Linked DNA regions of Homo sapiens: region 2 is linked to region 1. A link is a contact called in ENCODE Hi-C data. All regions are on one chromosome and are shown on one strand. The core of a region is the stretch at or near the end of the contact, and the rest is flanking DNA. Distances in the headings are between cores, read along the strand shown. Region 1 holds the start of FANK1 (fibronectin type III and ankyrin repeat domains 1). Region 2 has its middle 75 kb from the start of LINC01163.

Region 1 (2,791 bases), core at 155-2,654:
GGCCAAGATGGTCTCAATCTCCTGACCTCGTGATCCGCCTGCCTCAGCCTCCCAAAGTGCTGGGATTACAGGCGTGAGCCACCGGGCCAGGCCAAGTTGCTGTTTTTAAAAGGTATATTTCAACTCACTTCTCTAAGGCGGGAATATACACAGCCTGCCATCAGTTTGACATAAAACAAAAATTTTAGCGTTCTTGTATGCTAAATTTCTTTTACTAGGTTAAAAAAATGTAGAATCCAAAGAGCTGTAAATGCAAATGACAAATACTGTACAAAATCTATCAAGCAACTATAAGTCACAACTTGCAAGCTTTCTCCTCAGCAAATGAGTTAAAAGGAAAAGTATTTGAAACTTTCTTGGTGGAAAACGAATGACCTTTAAAAATGCCAACATTTTCCCCAGAGAATAGATTTGGTCTGAGTTCTTCATTTCTGAAATTGTACAAGATAAGACGACTTGGTTTGAGAGTCAAACTGCATCCTTCTATAAAGGTTTTAGATAAATTTTAAGTCTCCATACAAAACACTCCCCTTATTTTGAGAACAAAAGGAACAATAAGACAGCTTAGGCGGGGCAGAGAAAGAAAGGCCTTGAAACAAAGTCCCTGGAAAGGTAAAAACAACAACAAAAATAGTAAGTTAGAGCTCGTGTTTAGATCTGATAACTCAAAACTGCACAACTTTTGCCATACATCGAAAGCAACATGGGAAAACAGAAAAAGAGATTACAAACATTTTTTGAGTGTCCTAACTTGTAGAACCCCTAAGAATGAATCAAATACACTTGGACAAAGCTCTTCTTTTCTCTCTCTCTCCTTCAAGTCGCAGACTAGGGGTGTGGGGCGGGGGGCGGGGAGTAAGACGGGGTCTCTAATAAATACAAGACCCAGCCTCGGACGTGTTTAATTGCTGACATTTTAGAAGAAAAATGGGCTACTTACAATTAATGAACCAAACTACCAAACTAAAATCATGAGTAGGAGGAGGAGTAAATGGAACCGTCCGGGCGAAGTTTCAGGAAGACGCACGCTGGGGTCGCTGCGCCCTTCCCCACCCATACCTCGGGGCTCTCCAGTCGCTCCCAGCCCCCAGCGCGGACTCTAGGGCGCCGGCGGCCCAACCATACAGACTTGGCAGGATGTAGCCCCCTTCTCCCCTCTCCAGGAGAGAAAAGCGCGAGGAGACGCAAACCGTATTTCCGTGTCCGAGCGTTGAAACCTGCGGAGTCGCGCGCGGGGCGCCCACACTCGTTCCCGGGGAGCCCCAGCCCGGTCGCCCGCCCCGGTCCCAGCTCCAGCCCGGGCCTCCCTTACTCTGGGGCTCCATGGTCGGCTGCTCCCCGGCCTCCGCGGGCGAACCCCCGGACTCCTAACGCCTCTCAGCCAGGGCCGGCGTCGCTACGGTTGCCCTGACAACCCGGAGGCGAAGTGGGCAGAACTAAAGGGACGGCGAGCGGGAGGGACCAAAAGCCGCAGGAAGTGAGGGAGCGCGTGAGGACCCGCGCGTCGCCGGGGACACTGAGCGAGGGTAGCGGCCAGGTCACCGGCTGAGGACACTGCTCCTGAAGCCCGGTCAGGCGGTCGCGCCCTCCCTGGCGGCCCCCGCGGCCCCGCAGGACCTGTGCCCCGACGTCGCCGACCCGCGGTCCCCGCTGTCGCCGACCCGCGGCGTCCGTCGGGCGAGTGGGCCTGCCCGCGGGTAAGGCGCCGGCCCTGGGCCGCCCTCCCGGGAATCGGGAGCCGCCGCTGCAGGTAACAGCGGGGCCCCGGCGGCGGAAGGGGTCGGGGGTCGGCGCAGGGGCGGGCGCGCCCCGAGCCGGGTGGGCGGCCCCGGCGCACCTGTTGTAGCCGCCTGGGGGTCCCCTGCCCGCAGTTGGCCGTGGACGTTCCCCGCCCCGACTCCGAAACGCCGAGGGCGGCCTCCGCGCCTCCTGCTCCGGGAGCCGCGCCTCAGCGGGAGGACGGAGCCCTGCGGGCAGCCCTCGCACCAGGGGCTCCCTCCGAGCCCGGGCATGGGCCGGGCCTGGGGCGGTCCCTCGAGCCCCCCTGACGGGAAGCGTGGAGCAATGCGAGCCGCCGCCGTCGTCGCTGTCGTCCCCAGTGAGCCTGGCGCGTCTCCTGAATCGCGAGAGCCAGGAGCACGGTTTTGCCCGGCTTTGCCCCGTCATCCCCGTGTCCCATTTCAGGCAGGGGGCCCGGGTTGGATCTTTCTCGCTGGCTTCGTTTTTTGTGTGTTGATTTGTTTCAGTCCTTCGCGTTTCCGGTTGAGTTACGGAATCTGCCCACACGTTTTGTGGCCAAACTTTGTAGGGCTGTGAAACAATGTAACATTATCCCACACAATAGTCTTTCATACTGGTTTTAAAACACAGTGATTCAGGGTTTGCTTTAAGGAAGCTTTGAGGATCACAAGAGATTATTATCTGGTAGGTTGTAAAAATTCAAACAACCAGGAGAGTATCATAGGTTCCGGAACACCAGAAGGAGGAAAGAAAAATGGAGACGAGAGAAAAAGGATAAGCAAGAAAGTGCAGGGGCATTAAGGGTGTGGGGGGCTGCAGGATTGATTTGGTATTCAGGTCTGGAGATTATGGCCCCTCTATTAATTCCAACCGCTGCTCCAGACAGTACTTGAGGGAAATGGAAGGAAGAGCCGTTTTGGGGGTCATGGAAGTGATTACTAATCTTGCCAGTAGAAAGATTTCCACTCCATGGATGACAAGGACACTAAGGAGAATTACTTTCCTCTTAGGGAATCATTGAGAGGTTAATTGAACTTGAGAAGCATATATT
Region 2 (2,791 bases), core at 163-2,662, 2.3 Mb before region 1:
TGCCGCTGACACCTGCAAGCAAGAAGCTCCTCCGGCCGGGGCTGGCTCCGCCCACTTCTCAGGCCCCGCTGGGCCTCCCGCGGCCGCAGACGCGCGCCCTCTGGCGGCCCCGTCTGGACGCACACGGCCTTGTCCATAGCCCGGGCTAGATGAACTCCCAGCCCCGCCGGCTGGTGACACAGGTGGCACCTCTGCCATCGTGGAAAACCTGCAAACTGACTTTTCAAACTAGCCACCCCGTCCCTCTCAGGCAATACCAAACAGCTGGTAATTCATGCAGAGCAAACTACCACGTCTTAATAACGGAGAAGAGCCCCGGCTCCTAAACGGGACTGTGGAAGGCCGACTCCCTGGGCCGCAGCAGCAGAATTTTATTTCTCAGGACTTTCATGGGCTCTCAATCAGGCCACCGCAGCCACCTCATACATCTTAATAAACCTTACATCAGAGAGAAAGCTTTGAAACGAAATTGTCCAGTAATACGCACTTTCCAATCGAAACACATGGGAGTCTTTAAATATTTACCGCACATAAATAAAGCATGCTATGTAGCTGGCGCTTCTTAGCACCTACGCATGCCACGTATCAATGGACGCTGGATGTCAATATTGATGTATAAATAATAATATTAAGCACAGAAATACACCGCGCCGGGAGAGGTCTAATCGCACTGTCCCCTGGAAATAAACGTTTCTCAGGGCTGTTTCTGAAGGTGGGATATTTGTCTCCCTCCTCACTTGACCCTGAGGGGATGGAGGGCAAGGTGGAGAATGCCCTGAGCAGACACCGGTGCACCGCAGTGCACAGCCAGGGGTGCCACTCCTCCACCTCCGGAGAGACCGGGCGAGGCATCCGCAACCGCGTCAGAGCCTGGCAGCGGCCTGGCAGCATCCCCTGCCCTGGGCCTCGCTAAGGTTCCATGAGGGGTGCGTGGAGCTGGAGAAGAAAGGTGCGAATTCTGCGCTTCCCCGAGGTAGCCCCGGGCGAGCAGGGGGCCAGCTCCAGAGCCTCGGGCCACTGCGCCATTCCTCCCCCTGCGGGAGCTGCTGCTCCAAGGCTGTCCCTGCTGCTCCCGGGGGAAAGGGCAGGGCCGCCGCGGTGGGCGCTGAGCAGGTGGGCTCCAGTCGCCCCTGACTCCCAGGCTGCGCTCCCTGCCAGGCCCGGAGGATGCGCCCGGGGGAGGCGCCCTGGAGGCCGCGCGGGCACCGGAAGCCTGGGGGTGGGCCCCACCCGCGGACAGGTCCTGCTCTTCAGGCTGAGAGTGTGGGCATCACCCGCGAAGACGCCCCGTGGGACAGCAGGGGCGCTGTTCACCCCACCTGTGGGATCGCAGCGGGGGTTGGAGGGAAGGGGGCGTCAGAGATCCCCGGGGCCCCAGGGGTGCCCGGGGCCCCGCGGGAACGCGCAACGCGGCGGGGCGGAGGTGGGGCGTGGCCGGGACAGGCAGGGGCCGCAGGAACTCGCCCCTTCCTCAGCAGTTTAGCCCGCGGAGAAGCGGCACCGCGCCCCCCACTGACGAGGAAACGGGGGCGCCTAAAGGCCCCGGGGTGCTCGCAGAGAAGCGCAGCGCTCCGCTCCCCGGGCCGCGCGGCCCAACCTCCGGAGGGACTGCCCGGGACGTGGACGTGGAGTCTCGCGGCCGCCCCTGGCCCGCGGCCACCCTCCCTGTGTGCTTGAGAAACGGAACCCAGAGGCCTGGCCCGCTCTAGTGGGAGCAGAGACGCCACCCGCGGGCGAGCGGAAGCCTCCCGTGTCCGTGTCCCCGTCCCCTCCCCGTCCCCGTCCCGTCCCCTCCCCGTCCCCGTCCCGTCCCCGCCCCGCCCGGGAAGGCGCGCTCGCCCTCTGGCGGCCGGCCCTGGAAGGGACGCCGTCCGCGGCCGGACTCCACTCCCGTCCATCAAACCAACAAGGTCAAATGCAATCTATTTGTAAAGGCCGCCTCTGATTACTGTGGCAACTGGAGACATCACTGAACCCAAAGTGTGATTAAGCTGCTCCTTGTTCCATATTAATTTGGGAAGGAAAACAGCTTCATTCTCGCTTTTCCACACTCCCTCCTCTGTGCAGGGCATGCCCTCGCTGGCGGGGCTTCCAAGCCCAGGCTCTCCTCCCACGCGGGCCCTGCGGGCTTCCGCAGGCAGCACGGGACAGGGCCGCAGACTCTCAGGCAGCCTGTGGTATGATGAACTGGTCTGCAAGCAAAGAGCCCACCTCCTCAATATTCGTGGGCACTTCCCTTTGAGGGAAGGTCCTGGGGCCGGGCTGCAGTTTCAGGCCCAGCGCAGCAGTCTGCTCCCCCAGGAGCTTGCGCAAAGCCCTTCAGCCCTGTGCCCTATTTCCTCAATGCAGAAGGACATAGAGCCCCACGGGACTATGTGAGAATTAAATGGGAGAATCCATGAAAGGCACTCTTTAAAAATAAACTTAAGGCCAGGCGCGGTGGCTCACACTTGTAATCCCAGCACTTTGGGAGGCCGAGGCGGGCAGATCAAGAGGTCAGGAGATCAAGACCATCCTGGCTAACACCGTAAAACCCCGTCTCTACTAAAAATACAAAAAATTAGCCGGGCGTGGTGGCGGGCGCCTGTAGTCCCAGCTACTCGGGAGGCTGAGGCAGGAGAATGGCGTGAACCCAGGAGGCGGAGCTTACAGTGAGCCGAGATCGCGCCACTGCATTCCAGCGACAGAGCGAGACTCTGTCTCAAAATAAATAAATTTAAAGTTTTTACTTAGAATGGTTTTATAGAAAAGTTGCAGGTAGTACAGAGGTTATCCTTCCCGTTGCCGACAT

Evidence for each region. A loop is a pair of places that touch in the nucleus more often than their neighbours do. Pooled maps may share reads with other maps.
Region 2: a loop to region 1 is called in a pooled map, with 7 times the contacts of the local background. The contact joins the enhancer-like site here to the promoter of FANK1 in region 1. A Hi-C loop is called at or near these places in 5 of 50 pooled maps.

The regions. Positions count from the first base shown.
Region 1 is chr10:125,895,177-125,897,967 of GRCh38, reverse strand. It overlaps FANK1 (fibronectin type III and ankyrin repeat domains 1), which reads right to left and starts at 1,404. Exons shown (of 11, transcript NM_145235.5): 1 at 1,313-1,404. The coding sequence starts at 1,325. It also overlaps a transcript of DHX32 not described here. RefSeq lists silencers at 834-1,128, 1,220-1,359, 1,520-1,599, 1,820-1,899.
Region 2 is chr10:128,209,397-128,212,187 of GRCh38, reverse strand. No RefSeq gene overlaps it. Among named protein-coding and RNA genes, the nearest start is that of LINC01163, 75 kb to the left of the region's middle. RefSeq lists silencers at 21-170, 1,500-1,659, 1,750-1,939 and an enhancer at 2,139-2,700. Within about 2 kb of position 1,412, at least 16 of the 41 ENCODE cell types and tissues checked have a DNase peak (open chromatin) inside an H3K27ac peak, as active enhancers do.